Linked DNA regions of Homo sapiens: region 2 is linked to region 1. A link is a contact called in ENCODE Hi-C or POLR2A ChIA-PET data. All regions are on one chromosome and are shown on one strand. The core of a region is the stretch at or near the end of the contact, and the rest is flanking DNA. Distances in the headings are between cores, read along the strand shown. Region 1 overlaps EIF2AK1 (eukaryotic translation initiation factor 2 alpha kinase 1). Region 2 overlaps USP42 (ubiquitin specific peptidase 42).

Evidence for each region. Hi-C counts contacts between places; a loop is a spot of excess contacts on that map. ChIA-PET counts read pairs that join two places held with the same protein, here RNA polymerase II (POLR2A). Pooled maps may share reads with other maps.
Region 2: a loop to region 1 is called in a pooled map, with 2.1 times the contacts of the local background. The contact joins two enhancer-like sites. A Hi-C loop is called at or near these places in 1 of 50 pooled maps. POLR2A ChIA-PET finds 5 or more read pairs at or near these places in 4 of 52 experiments (H1, PC-9, WTC11 and 1 more).

Annotation. Positions count from the first base shown.
Region 1 is chr7:6,020,655-6,028,265 of GRCh38, forward strand. It overlaps EIF2AK1 (eukaryotic translation initiation factor 2 alpha kinase 1), which reads right to left. Exons shown (of 15, transcript NM_014413.4): 14 at 6,074-6,307; 15 at 1,593-4,147. The coding sequence ends at 4,019. It overlaps AIMP2 (aminoacyl tRNA synthetase complex interacting multifunctional protein 2), which reads left to right. Exons shown (of 4, transcript NM_006303.4): 4 at 2,649-3,180. The coding sequence ends at 3,037. Among named protein-coding and RNA genes, the nearest start is that of ANKRD61, 6.9 kb to the right of the region's middle. RefSeq lists enhancers at 5,650-6,150, 6,013-6,062. Within about 2 kb of position 5,542, at least 23 of the 41 ENCODE cell types and tissues checked have a DNase peak (open chromatin) inside an H3K27ac peak, as active enhancers do.
Region 2 is chr7:6,159,523-6,167,133 of GRCh38, forward strand. USP42 (ubiquitin specific peptidase 42) reads left to right here. Exons shown (of 18, transcript NM_032172.3): 18 at 1,033-2,042. CYTH3 (cytohesin 3) reads right to left here. Exons shown (of 13, transcript NM_004227.4): 10 at 6,212-6,288; 11 at 6,023-6,094; 12 at 5,751-5,905; 13 at 2,257-5,494. The coding sequence ends at 5,422. Among named protein-coding and RNA genes, the nearest start is that of USP42, 58 kb to the left of the region's middle. Within about 2 kb of position 2,874, at least 14 of the 41 ENCODE cell types and tissues checked have a DNase peak (open chromatin) inside an H3K27ac peak, as active enhancers do.

The DNA.
Region 1 (7,611 bases), core at 4,292-6,791:
GCCAACCAAGAGGCAGCAGACAAGTTCCCAGATGCCATAAAGAAAATCATGGAGGAGATGGGATACCTGTGTCAACAGGTTTTTAATGCAGACAAAACTGCCCTAATCTGGGGGCATGGGAGGGAACCACAAAGGACATCTATTAAGTAAAGAAGGGAAGTGAGCCCCAGGATTGAAGGCACGCAGGGCTAAGCTAACTGTCCTGTTTTGTGCAGGTGCAGCTGTGTTTATGATCAGGCGAGCTCTTACCTATAAAACTGCTAACACCTGAGACTTAACGGGAAAAGATAAACACAGCTGCTGATCTTTTGGTTGTACAACGTCTGGACAAGAACGCTTTTTCTGGATTAATTCCATTGATGCCTTGTCCTTGAAGTCAGGATGTACCTTGCCAGTAAGGTACACCTTTTTAAAGTTCTTCAATGCTGCAGGCACTCAGAGCCCCACGAGTTAACACCAAGGGCGTCAAAGTCGTCTACTTGCCCCCAGGCTCATTACACACAGTACTCTATGAAATTGTCAGTGCTATGAAAGAGAACCCTGGCTGGGCATGGTGGCGCATGCCTGTAATTCCAGCTACTTTGGAGGCTGAGGCAGGAGAATTGCTTGAACCCAGGAGGTGAAGGTTGTAGTGAGATCGCGCCACTGCACTCCAGCCTGGGTGACAGAGCAAGACTCCATCTCAAAAAAAAAAAAAAAAAAAAAGAGAACCCTGATTAGAACATCTTGAAGAGTCTGGAAGGATTACATCATTGAAGAGGCCATCATCGTATAAAAAGCTGTGAAAGCCATCATGGTGAAACAGTACATTCCTCCTGGAGAAACCTGTGTCCAGATGTGCGTGACTTCATAGGATTTACGACAATCAAGGAAACCATGAAATAGATCATAGATGGGGCAAAAGTGGGTGGTGAAGAGTTTCAGGGTATAGATCTTGGAGAAATTCAAGGGCTGACAGACACTGCACAGAAGAATTAACATAAGACAGCTTAATGGAGAGAAGTGCTTCCAAACCAGTGCCAGACGTTGAGGAAGAAGACCTAGGAGAAGCCGGGCTGGAAAACAGATTTCCATTAGACAGTCTGGGAGAAGGCTTCTGATTATTCAAGGCTGCTTTTGACTTCTTTTACGACCTGGAGTCTTCTATGATATAAGCACTGAAACTAAAGCAAGCAGTGGAAGGGTTGATGCTGCACACAACTATTTTTAGAGAAATCAAAAGGCAAAAAGTCAGACAAATTATGATGTATTTCCCTAAAGTTACACCGTGCTTGCCTCTCGTCCTTTCCTGCCTCCCTTTCTACCTCCTCCACCTCTTCCACCCAAGACAGCAAGACCAACCCCTCTTCCTCAGCGACATGAGGACAGTGGGATGAAGACCTTCATGATGATCCACTTCAACTTAATGAATAGTAAATTCATTATCATTTTCTTTTAAAGAGGCAGGGTCTTGCTTTGTCTCCCAGGCTGGAGTGCAGTGGTGCGATCATAGCTCACCACAGCCTCAACCTTCTGGGCTCAAGTGATCCTCCCACCTCAGCCTCCCAAGCAGCAGGGACTACAGGTGTGAGCCACCATGCCCAGCATCCTTATTATTTTCTTAACATTTTCTCAAGTTTATTGTAAGAATATAGCATATAATATACAGACCATACAAAACGTGTTAATCAACTGTGATGGGTAAGGCTTCCCATGAATAGTAGGCTATTAGTGCTTAAGTTTTGAAGGAGTCAGAAGTTTTATGTGGATTTTCGACTGCACAGCAGTCGGGGGTCAGTGTCCCTAACCCCCCCACTGTTCAAGGGTTAGCTGTACTATATGATGAGATGTGCAACATGGTTTTGATAAGAGGCAGCAAGGGTTTAGGACATTCTGTGGCATACTGGCCACATAGCGATTTGCATCAGGTCAGATATTCTAAGTCTAGAAAGCCTGTGGGATAGTTCTAGAGGAGGAGCAGAGATGAAGCAACGCAAAGATGCCCTTGTTCGTCTGCAAAATTTAGGGTCTCTGAGTGAGACACAGCTCAAGGGGGGGACTGTGAGCATTTGGGGAAGGGGGTTCTGTCCAACCAGGCAAAGCGGGGAGTCATGGCTATCACAGCCATCTTGCCCTCACATTCAAGAACTTACCATCATAGGGACACTGAAGTTATCTTCTCATATGGCCATATAAAGATAGGATGTTATGTATTGACTATCCCACAGATGTATGCCTCTTCTGGTTTATGTTGATATGGAGATAAGCGAGTTCATGTCATTCATATCTTAATTGCCCTCAGTCTCACAGAAGGCGATTATGAGGCCAAGAGCCTGGGAGATGCAGCTCCTGGGTTTCCAGCCCTCAGCCCCCAAAACCTTAGGCAGCAGGGATTGGAGCAGGTGGTCTGAGGTCCCTTCTAGCTTCAGAAGTGTCATAATCAAATACCAGGAATGACTCTTTGGTTACTTTTTTAACATAGTTTGCACTTAAACCCTTTTCAGTAGTAAGCATCTTAGAGACAGACTGAAAATGTGATGTTCTTCTTGAAAACACCCTTTCCCATGTCATCAGTCTGTGGTGTTTGGTGACTGTCCCCTTCCCCACTGTGCGAGTACTTCCCTCAGGGCTGCTCTGGTGATGCTACCTGGCGTGTTTTTTCTTTTCAGTGCCGAAGACGCAGATGAAATTCAGCATCCAGACGATGTGCCCCATCGAAGGCGAAGGGAACATTGCACGTTTCTTGTTCTCTCTGTTTGGCCAGAAGCATAATGCTGTCAACGCAACCCTTATAGATAGCTGGGTAGATATTGCGATTTTTCAGTTAAAAGAGGGAAGCAGTAAAGAAAAAGCCGCTGTTTTCCGCTCCATGAACTCTGCTCTTGGGAAGAGCCCTTGGCTCGCTGGGAATGAACTCACCGTAGCAGACGTGGTGCTGTGGTCTGTACTCCAGCAGATCGGAGGCTGCAGTGTGACAGTGCCAGCCAATGTGCAGAGGTGGATGAGGTCTTGTGAAAACCTGGCTCCTTTTAACACGGCCCTCAAGCTCCTTAAGTGAATTGCCGTAACTGATTTTAAAGGGTTTAGATTTTAAGAATGGTGCTCTTTCATGCCTATTATCAGTAAGGGGACTTGTATTAGAGTCAGAGTCTTTTTATTTAGGCCAGTTGTCAAGTGTCAATAAAAGCATCATGTAATTTATGGTTTTCATTTTATTTAAAATTCAGCAAAATCATACGCCATCTACCGTGATGACTGCCAACTCCATGGCAGACCCTTTCTGGGATTCAAAAACCAATTCATCAGATCGCTGCCTCTGAGGGATGTACAGATTGGCTGGGGAGCTGAGTGCTACAATAAAGGAGGAAGTACCGGGGAACAGTGCAGGGCAAAGGCAGGAAAGAGATCTGAGCTGCCTGGAGATCATCTGGGGTGCGGAGTACAAAGCTTTGCAAGGGTGTGGTTTTGGAATGACGCTAAACTGAAGGTGGAGAGAACAGATAAAAAGGTTGGAAGTTGCACACTGTACACTGTTAAGAAGTTGAGCTTTTATCTTAGAGGCAGCAGAAGGTTTGGAGCCAAGGAATGAAATGATGAGGCGTCCTTCAGGTAATGAACTTCAGCTGCAGTGTGAAAGGGGCAGGAAGACTGGCAGCTGTCAAAACTGGAACAGTCCAGTGAGTATGTGCAGGCCCGGGCTTGGGCAGTGACGAGGGCAGGGAGCACACATCAATTTCTGCGGTACCTTCTAGAGGAAGACCAGACAGAGGGTCAACAGAGTTGAAAGGAGAAAATAATTGAGGATGAGGTCCAAGTTTTTAGTTTCAGAGACTAGGCATATGGTTAATATTTAGGTAGGAAATTCAGGAAAAGGAGCTTGTGGGGCAGGAAGGGAAGGAACGGCAGCTTGGGGCACTCTGACATCTTTAACAAGTCTTGTAAAGGCTTACTAAATACAACGAAGCATTGTACCAACTATACCCTAATAAAGATTAAAAATTTACATTCCAGTTAACTACCTTAAAAGTTAAGTCCACTTTCATCCCACGCCCCCATCCTTTCCGTCATCCCTCACCCCTTTGTCTTGAGAAAGGAGGTTTAGCTGCTTCTTTAGTTCTGCAATTTCTTTTTCTTGCTCTATTATCTTCATCTGTAGGGTGAGGTTAACCTGTAAGGAGAAAATATTTTAAACTCCATTAAAATAACTTTTTTTTTTTTTTTTTGAGACAGAGTCTCGCTCTGTCGCCCAGGCTGGAGTACAGTGGCATGATCTTGGCTCACTGCAACCTGTGCCTCCCCAGTTCAAGCTATTCTCGTGCCTCAGCCACCCAAGTAGCTGGGATTACAGGCGCTCTCATACAAGCCCAGCTAGTTTCTGTATTTTTAGTAGAGATGAGGTTTCGCCATGTTGGCCAGGCCGGTCTCAAACTCCTTACCTCAAGTGACCCACCCGCCTCGACCTCCCAAAGTGCTGGAATTACAGGTGTGAGCCACCACACCCAGCCAAGGTTTCATTTTATACAAAAAACTTTTGCAAGATAGTAGAAATCCTTACCATAAATACTAAATAACTATGGTCTCTAATAGCTATCTTAACTGAGCATCAGAAAATCCCCTTCATATATGAAGATAAATGTTTATACTTGGTTTCAAGAACCACATCTGTGGCTGGGCATGGTAGCTCACACCGGCTAATTTTTGTATTTTTAGTAGAGATGGGGTTTTACCATGTTGGTCAGGCTGGTCTTGAACTCCTGACCTCATGATCCGCCTGCCTCAGCCTCCCAAAGTGCTGGGATTACAGGCGTGAGCCACCACGCCCAATGCTTGTAACTCTTAGAGTAGACAGGCGGTGGGGAGTCAACCTGCTTACGTGGACAATGAATATAAGCATGCTACTGGTATTCAACCTAGTGCTTGATACAGTCAGGGAACTCTGAGAATGGGTTTAAATATTTTGTTTGCACAAATATGAGTCTAAGCTCGACTATTCACTGAAACAGGGTTCACTATTTATATTGAGACGGAGTCTCGCTCTTTCGCCGAGGCTGGAGTACAGTGGTGTGATCTCAGCTCACTGCAACCTCCGCCTCCCAGTTCAAGTGACTGTCCTGCCTCAGCCTCCCAAGGAGGTGGGATTACAGGTGTGCACCACCACGCCCGGCTAATTTTTGTACTTTTAGTAGATGGGGTTTCACCATGTTGGCCGGGCTGGTCTTGAACTCCTAACATCAGGCAATCCTCCCACCTCTGCCTCCCAAAATCCCATGCCTGGGATTACAGGCATGAGCCACCCCGCCTGGCCAGGATTCACAATTTGAACAAATTCTATTTTAAGCTTCATATTTTCCTCAGCATTTAAAAAAAAAACATGTACAGAGACCATGTCCAGGGCAGCAGCTGCAGCCGGACCCCCACGCCAGGCCACCCCTGCCTCTCCCCGGTGGTCCAATGACTGTGTACTGCGCAGGGAATGCAGCAACCCCATCGGGCACACTCTTCAGCACTACCCGGGGAGGTACCAGGATCATGTACAACTGGAAATTCCCAATAGAGTGCTGAACTCACCAGTGACCAAAACACCCTCGAGGGACCCGCCCACCACTTCCGGGGTCACCAGCCCTGCCAGTGATGAGCCCCCGGCAGACATACAGACAGCCCAGAACAGCAGGCAGGTGGTGAAGGGTCAGAGTTTGACCTGGACATCTAAAGGCCTAGCCATGAGAAGGTGCAAACCCTGCGGGCCCCTCCGGCCTTTCCGGGAAGGAGTCTCACCCACCAGGCCCCAGGAAGTTTCCTACCGGCCTTCGCTGTGGGGTTGGCCCCCAGCCCTCCGCTCCTCTTTGTGAACACCAGCAGATACCTCCTGTGCCTGCTGAGGCCACAGCTGCTACCCCAAGGGGAGTGAGTCCTGCCAGCACACCCTGCAGCTGAGTGCCAGGAAGTGGACGAGAACAAACAGGCCCCGCCTCCAGAACCATCATCTGGCTCTTCCAGCCCCAGCCTCCGGGGGCACCACCCAACCGCTTCCTTCCCCAAGAGAGGCAATAAAAACCACCTTCACTCCAGGACCAAGAGAAAGAAAAGCACATACATTTCCAGAATTTTGGAAAAGTTCACTCTGCAGCAGCTGAATGGCAGATGGTCTCTGCGATGAGTTCCTTCTCGTTAAGTGCTGGATATACTTGGCTTGCACTGGACACCTTTTACGGAGGGATTCCGGCAACTGACCAGTTCTTAAACCTGTTAGAACTTCTGCTCGCTCCATTTCTGTTCCAAACGGCTGAAAGAGCTCTAGCAGGACCACACCCAAGCTGTACATATCTGACTGGAAAAAGAAAAAAAGGGGAACTCAGTAGTGAAATACAAAGTTAGAAGAACGTTTCCATTTCCGTGTTCCACCCTCCAAACAGGAGAGGGTTTCTAAGAATGAGGATATACGGTCACCCACAAGGAAGGGAACAGAGCAGGATAGCTCATCAGTGACAGGGACTTTCACAACCTCAAAAAGGGGCATCCGTGGGCACGCAGAATGGATGGTCAGGTGGAGGGCAGGGATAATCCCCACCCACAGCAGTCACGACCATACAACTGTCTTCAGCACCCCTTAACAATCCAGGCCTGACCCAGGCAATGATGTGAGCTCACGCCTGCTAGTGTCAGCTGCGGGGGAGCCACAGAAGGTCGCGGGTTCTCCTCCGGTCTCACCTCTGCCTCCACTCATTCTTACCAAGTGTCCTTGGTGACATTTAACAAACTGCATAAAATCTGTGATACTACTCCTAAAAACAGATTTTTTAGGAAGGTCTTCACTAAACAAGATTTTAGGGGCAGCCATCATTTTTTCTGACAGCTCTTTCCTAATCACTAAAAAGCTCAATGCGCCATCAAAAGGAAGAAAATTTTACTAGCCTGTTGTTTTGAAAAATGGATTTTAGCATTTCTTCCAGGAACAAGGGAGATTCAAACTTTACAGCATGTTCGTTCTATTTCAAGGGGAGTCAAGGGGCAGGCTTCCCCTTGGTGTTTATTTACCAAAGCTTGAAAAAAACCAATGAGAAGAAAGGCTGAAAACAGGCTTCCATGAATTCTAGCTTCCTGAGGTGAACAGTGATGTTTTAAAGGGAAAGCTCATTTCAAAATCGATTTAGGCCAGGCGCAGAGGTTCATGCCTTAATCCCAGCACTTTGGGAGGCCAAGGGAGGAGAATCATTTGAGGCCAGGAGTTTGAGACCAACCTGGACAAAGCAAGACCCATCTCTACAAATAATTTTTTTTATTAGCTGGGTGTGGTAGCACAACTCTTGAAGTCACAGTTACATGGGAGGCTGAGGTGGGAGGATCACTTGAGCCCAGGAGTTGGAGGCTGCCATGAGCTATGATGACACCACTGCAATCCAACCTGGGCAACAGAGCAAGACCCTGTCTCAAAAACAACAAATGAACAAACAAAAAAATTGTGACATCTGTGGATTTTGAAATGGTAAAGTAGGCAACACAGAGTCTACTGAAAAGTGAGGTTTCTTCTTAGGACAGTTTGATCCAGTTAATTATCTACAGTACTCAGTTATCTCCAAAAACATCTCTATGACAGAGCTTCTGCATTTCATTGTACTGTTTGTTTTTTTTTTT
Region 2 (7,611 bases), core at 1,624-4,123, 140 kb after region 1:
TGTTTGTGGTGGCGCTGAGGGGACGCAGGCAGAGGAGTTTTAATTCTGCGGCTCTGCCTGGGGGCTGGGCTCATAGGAGTTGGCAGAGCCATGGAGAGGCCCCGGCAGGTTCCCAGCCAGCCCAGACCCAGGCCACGCGCTTGGGGACAGACCTAGACCCTCCACCTCATCACGTTTGCATTACTGGCTGGGGAAGACCCGCATCCTTCACGCAGGCAGAGTCGCCCTGTTCCCTTGTGCCTCACTTGGGAAAAGCCAACCCGGCTCACAGCGGCAGAGCCCACGGGCCTTTGATAAACATCTGGGAAGGGAGAGGCCCGGTCCCCAGCACAGGCACCTCACTCAGGAGAGCGGAGCCTTGCTCCCTCGTCCGTCCCGTCCCCTGTGCTGCTGTCTGCGCCCCGAGGTGGCACTGAGCTGGAGCCAGCACCCCCCCAGCAGCCACCGTACAAAACCATAGGAAGGTGGCCCAGGGCCGGGCGGCAGATCAGGACCTCGGAGCTGTGGGGCTTTGTTGGATCACTTCACACAGCGGTCCTGGGAGAGTCACTGGTTTTATACCTGACCCTTGTGGAGCTAGAGGGGACAGTGAACCATTTTTCCCTTGAAAGGAAACTTTGTCCAAATGTGTCTGTCACATGTAGTCAGCAAGAGGAATTTAAAATGAATTGCCAAGTGAAGAGTCTGTGGATTAATTGGCCGTTAATTAACAGGCTTTATCAATGTGTCCTCAAGGGAGAGGCCCAACCCTAATTAAGGAGCTAAACTTCCTGAGTGAGGGGCTGTGAGGATGGAGGTGGAGGAGGCATCTGGGGCGGGTGGTGGCCGGGCCCAGCAGATGGCGCCTCCCTGGCTGAGCTGCCCGCACCGCCAGTTCCCTCATTTCCACTCAGGAAGGCAGAGAAGGCAGAGTGATCTCCTCAAGGAAGAGCTTCCCCAGCCTTCGGGAGCAGCTGGCAGGGCGTCCGGGAATAAGCCCTACACGCCGCCGCCTGCCTCCAACTCACTAACCCTGCGCCTCTTGTCTTTCAGATTCAACGCGTTCAACAGAAGCCATCCCCAGCCCAGCTTAAATTATAAAGATAGACAATAACTCTGTTCCAATCTGCGTGGTGCTTCTTTAGTAAATACTGTACAGATTTTACCATGGAGAACTTTTTTTTTAGTTTTTACCTTTTCTTAATTACCCTTATTCCGAATGGACGAACACTTTCTACCACTGCTGACCATTGTAAAATACCGTGTATATAAATCCCATTGAAATAATGCCCTGGAATAGAACATCTCAAATGCTGCTTAATTACAGACTCAGGTCGATTACTTGTATTTCATGTAATGTTCCTCCAAGTTAGACATCTGGTGCAAGACCAACCGGGAGACCATGGAATTGTCAAAAGTACAAACTGACAGTGTGTATATTTAATTTAAAGACTTATTTAAAAACTCACAAGCTCTCACCTAGACTTTGGAGAGCAGTCTGTTTTCTGTAATGTCTGATACTAGAAACTAATTTGCTTATTTTAGTTGTATTCAAGATTTGAAGATGTATTTTATAGACAAGTTCTGTTTTTGAACTTTGTGGAACTGTTCCAATCAATCAATTTCCCAGTTATGATGAGTATTTACATTATGAATGTATAACCCAGACATGATTTGTAAAGCCGACAGTATGTTTCTATTACACAACACTTTTTGATACAGCGTCTCTTGTCTTCACTGATACTGGAGTCTCCGTTGTCTGCTTGGTCCCTTCGAGTTTCTAGTTACAGACACAATCATACTGTGATTTTATTTTTAATATGGATATGCTATCAAACTGTGATACACTTATAATTCACTGGTCCTGCATCAGGAGATGGAGTGGGGAAAACTGTATTTAATACAGTTTGTATCTGAATAATCTGTATGGTTTATACAGTTTGTGTTGTTCAGAGATGTTTAAAGTTTGATCTTTGTTTTTCTAAAGATTAAAAAAGCACTTGCCCCACTGTAAATATACAGCATGTAAAATTTCTATAGTATATAAATGGCAGCAAATCACACACTTGGCGTCTTTTTACTGTTGTTTTCCCCATTTGCTTCCAGACTCCTTCCTGTCATCATCTGAATTCACTTTCTTAAAACCTTCAAGTAAGTGCTCCTGCCGAAGTCGGCACCTTCGGCCAGGCCATCCCACCTCGGACGGGCAAAGGAAAATTGGAGGGGTGTTTGCTGGACCCAACAATATCTGTTTTAAAGAACCAAGTCTTAGGCTTGTTTTAACAATACATGTGATTTTTATTTAGTGAACACAGTATCTGCAAGAGCTCTGACAGCCATCCACCCTCCAATCTTACTTCACTTTACAACCAAGTATCAATAGAGGCTGTTCCTTCATGCGAGCTGTGGGAGTATATACATCATTGAATAACAGACACTCCAGAAATCAACAGATGTACATTATTTACATATTACTATATTTACCGCAAATAGAAATATTTTCTAAGAAAAAAAGTCAATTTGTGGTTTCTGGTCTACCACAGACCTAACTTCTCAGCAAAGCATATCTATGTAGATATCTGCGTTTGTAACTTTAAAAATAGGCATTGCTTTCTATGAAGCACTAAGTGCTGCTCCATCTATAAATAGCTCCTATTTTCAGTTTGGTACCACATTAAACTGCCCCAAAATGTTCTGTGACCCCAAAGACACAAAGTTGCTGCTTATCTGGGTCCAGGGTCAGTACAATTAAACTCAAATATGAACCAGGGCGGCCAGCAAGACAGGCTGGAAGGGCTGTGGCAGTCGCCGCCGCCTCCCCGCGGGGCTCCCCTCACTGCCTCCTGGCCTCTGTCTCTGGAAAAAAGTATCTTTGGCCAGAGTTGGGACTAACAATTCAAGCCCTGCGCTCAGACGTCAGGGTGGGGAGGAGGAGGACTGTGATTGTGACGCGGCCTGCCCAGGGTGAGGGACAAAAAACAGATGTGTCCTGTTTCAGGGCCGTCCTGGTAGCGGCTGGCCCTGCGCAGTCACTGACCCAGAGTTTTCTGGACCAGGCCTGCCTCAAGGATCAGCAGGCATGATGGTCGCACAGCCTTCATGCTAATACTGTCCTAACACAGCCTGGAGCTAGGCGATTTCCTTTGACCACAAAGTACCTGGAGTCTAACTCAGCACCACAGCCTCTGCATGGCTCCCAGGTGCCCACCACCTGGCGAAGCTCATTCACAGATGACAGCAAAGGGGGAGCTTGATCATCTGGCGACTCCTTCCTGCTGCTTCTCCCAACACCCAAAACAGAAAGCTCTGCATCCCCAGGTCACACCTGGGTTGGTCAGAAGAAGGAAACAGCTTGTCCGAGCACAACATGCTGACAGAGCTGGCTGTGGCCAGTCTTGGGTGCCGGGCCAGCCTGAGGGGTGGGCACCGCCGGAGCCGGCCGTCAGTGTGTGGTCTGGGTGGGGGTCCAGGCAGCATTTATTTTCATGGAAGACTGGAGGCCAGAGTTGCATATCTACCAGTCAGGCATTTCAAGAACGCTGACTTGCCTTTCTCAGAACTAAAACTTCCGATTTGAGGTATCAGTAACAAAGCCTAAGAACGTGGGAATGAAAGTCTGATGCAGGACAGGGGTTTCTGGCCTCGGACCCCTCTGCAGTCTAGTGTGACTTAAAGCTACATCAAGGTCAGCCGCAGGGAGGCGAAGGGCCCGCAGCCGCTCGGCCTCCACTTCAAGGCAACTCAAAGAACAGTCTCCGCTGCTGAGAAGGAAACCTAGGTGCACAAAGTCTGAGGTTTTGTCTCTGGACTGGGCATTTTGCACAGGAGTACAGATGCCCTCCAGAGGGTGCAGATTCAAGGTGTGTGTGCCTATGCAGGTGGGGCAGGAAGAGGAAGTCCATAGAGGAAAAGCCAGCCACCAACCCAACAGCCCACTGTGTAACAGGGTCCTGGGGACGCAAATCTCCCGACAGAGAACAGCGTCTGCCACCGGCCCGGGTCGGCCCAAGCACACAATGCCCCCGGTCCAGCCCTGAGCCCTCTCTGTAGGTGGGGCCCAGATCCAGCCTTCCTTGAGCGGAGCACTGGGCACCTCCTATCCTTACATCCACAGCAACCTGACAACCTCCCAGGCGGGCGTGGAGTTTGACCAGTTCCACCACCGGCGTCTATCTGGGTTCTCTACGTGCCGGGCCTCTGCACCCCAGGGCCTGTTCTTCCCTCCTCGTAGGGAGGGCACCTCTCTCAGGACACGGCGCACTACATGGGGTGAGACTGTTTTTAGTTAATTCTGTGTCTATTCATTAAGAAATCTGGTCAAATTAGAAAGTCTGTAAAATAAGCGTTCATTTTGCCACAGGTTTTAAATAGCGATGAATATGGTCAAAAGCCGGTCTAACCTGCTGACCTGTATGAAACGCTGCCATGTGTGTGCATCTAAACAAAACATCAGCAGTTTCACGTGGCTCAGCGTATGGACCATCTGTGTCCAGGGAAAAGGCTGTTTCCTAGGAGTTAGCAGTTACAGCCTAAACACCCCCAAACCATTAACTGTTATAATTTTAATGATTTGCTTAAAGTATTTGTGGGGCCAAAAAGCCTGGTTGAAGGGAGGCCTCATGGGAGTCACCCTGGAGCCCCCAAGTGCCATGGCCGTCCCTCCCCCAGCCCGTCCCGAGCCCACCTGCTGCCCCCCGGGGCTTGTCTGACAGCCTGACAGGGCAGGGCTGCACGCTGCCCCCGTGCCGGTGCCCCCAGCCCTCCCCTTGGGTGCTGTGTAGATGGATATTTTTTCAGTGCACAGTATATACTTGTGTCCAGGAGTTAACTTTATAGCTGCCATTCTAAAAATACTACTGTTAGAAAGTATCTTTTGTTATAATTTCAGAATATAAAAAGGCATATAAAAGCTATAATCCTATATATCTGAGAAAAATTCTGAATAAAAAACTGGTAGCTTTTCCTTTCCTGTTTTGCTATAAAACAGTGGCTTTCTAGAACGGTTAATACTGCCCCGAGTGAATGCGTTTGGCATGGTACGAATGAGGCTCCCGTCTGTGGAATCCGTCCCGTGTCTGCTGTGGAGACAGCGGAAGCTGCTGTCCTGGCTTCTCCCCCTAGGGGCGCCGGGATGGTCGCAGGAAGGAAATGCTTCTGGACATGCGCAGCCGACCATGACCCCAGCCACGGCAGGAGGCCTCGAGGATCAGTCTGGGCCACGGTACGCTCTGGAGCAGCAGCTTGCACTGCAGGGCGACCACCTCCCAGGACCCCAGCCACGGCACGAGGCCTTGGGGATACCACCTGGGCCACGGTATGCTCTGGAGCAGCAGCTTGCACCGCAGGGCGACTGCCTCCCTGCCACGCCTTCCGCGGAGGGGCCGCCCGCGGTGTCTTTCTGCTGGGGTTGGGTCTTTTACCTGGGTCTTTTAGCCAGGAAAGCTATTTTTTATTGGCAATCCTTCGTTTCCTCGTTGCCAACATGTCATAGAAGGGATCTCTGCTGATACTGGCTCTGGTGAAAAAAGGAAAACACACAGGTTAGGTCGTGGGTGACACACAGACCTCCCCTTTCCCACCAGCCCCAGAGGCCCCTCAGACAGGACCGCAGGCTCAGATCTGAACGTCGGCTTTGGCAGCCCGGCCCTCTGGGGTTTCTGGAGACAGAAGGTCCACTCTTGCACACGGAAGCATCCATGTTCCAGACCATCCCCCGCCCTCCAACCGGCACGAGAAGACGGGCCTGGCCCCGCCCCCGAGGCCCCACTCACTTGATGGATTTCATCCACTCCTCCTTCTCCTCCGGGCTCGGGGCTGAGATCCGGTACACCACATGGTTCCCCTCTACCACGCGGCCGTCGGCCTCAGTCTTACAGGCCTTGATGACCTGCCCTTTGTGGCTGGGATTGTAGAGCTCAAAACAGTTCTGGTGGAGAAAGAGAGAGGGGAGGCGGTCAGGGGGGCTTGGGGCAGGTTCCCTGCAGGCAGTGAGGATGGCTCCCAGGTGGCTGGCAGGAGAGAAGGTTCAGGAGGAAGAGCTTACGGGTTTCCGGGGGTCCTCCACCTCCCTGATGCTGAGGTTTTCCAACGGGATGATTCCCCTGGGCTCCTTATCCTACAAGAGGAAAGTACACGGCGGGGCTCACTGTGGGTCACCAGCCTGAGGGTCCCTCGGCCCCAGGGCAGCTCCGGGACTGCTGGGAGGCGGCAAGGAGGCCTGGCCCTTACTTACTGTTGTGTATTCAAAGTAATAGAGGCAGTTATCGGTCAGGATGAACCACCGGCGCTTCCAGGTCTTCACACGCCCTCCTAGAAGCAGAAGGGCCCCGTGAGTCTGCGCTCCGTGCACAGGGAGCCCGCGGGTCCAAGAGGGGGCCCTGGACCTGCACAGACCACTGCGTTTTCAGAAAGGCCACCAGGCGCCAGGCTTGGGTTCAGGTGTCCTTCAGCGTTCCCACCGCAGGGCCCCACATGCACCCACCCCGCCCACACCGGCGCCCCCTCCACGGCACTGATGGGCCCCTTGATGACACAACCGCGCTACAATTCGCTTCCTGGGAGAGTTAGTGGGATGGATGGCGTCATTTTCCCACATGAGATGGCAGTGTGATGAAGTCAGGACTGCGCGCCTGGCTCTGTCCAGGACCTGACCCCACCATGTCAGGTGGTTATCGCATTACAGAGGCCCTTGGGCAGCCCTGGGATCCATCAAAATCAGTCACCCCTGGGCCCAAGGAATCGTGAGACTGAATTAATTTTGTAACAAGATCTGGAGCACACGTGCACACGCACGTACCCCCATCTGTACCTGCCCTCCTCTCCCTAAGGGAAGGAAATCTCTGATCCTTAAACACTGAGCAGAGACAAACTGACTTCAGCTGCTATAGCCTTGCCGGTGTTTGTTTTTTAAATAATTCAAAGAAATACACGCTGGTGACAATGAACTCAAGTGCTCCCTGGGGTACTAGGCCCTCTCTGCCCCATGCCTCTCCAGCGCTGCGGAGCTCACCCGGCTTTCTCTGTGACAGGCCGGCAGGGGAGTAGCCCTCCCTCCCTAAGTGGGGGCCAGCACGGGCGCTGAGGCCTGGAGGCAAGACTGTGTGCGAAGGGCTCTGTGGATGGATCACCAGGACACAGGGGGCTTTCCCTGTTGGGGCCTGGTTTGCAGAGACCCTGGGTGAGGAGGAACCAGCTGCAGGTGGGAGGAAGCCTGGCTCAGCGGAACTGGAGGCCGGAAGCGGGTCTCTGCAGTCCCTCTGGGACCCTCTGGCCCCTGCCTCACTCAGTGCTGCCGTCCTCCTTTGATGCCTAAGGCAGCCTGCAATGCGGTTGCCACCGCCAGCCTGGAACAGGAGCCCAGCCTCCAGCTGTTCCTCCTCTCCCCACAGGCCCCAGTCTCATCAGTGTCCCACCAGCCTACCTGTTAAAGGGTCTGTCTAGACCCTGGTCTGGGCAAATCTGCCCCCAAGCTCTCTGCTGCATCTCCCCAGCCCTCAGACCCTGCCCCCAACATCTCTCCTGAGCCCTGGCGGGGCTTCCACTCCCCGAACCCCTGCAAGCTGCTCCGTCACTGGAACCCTCTGCCCCAACTGTGGCACCGCCTCACTGGTCCCCTTTAAGACCCAGCCAGGC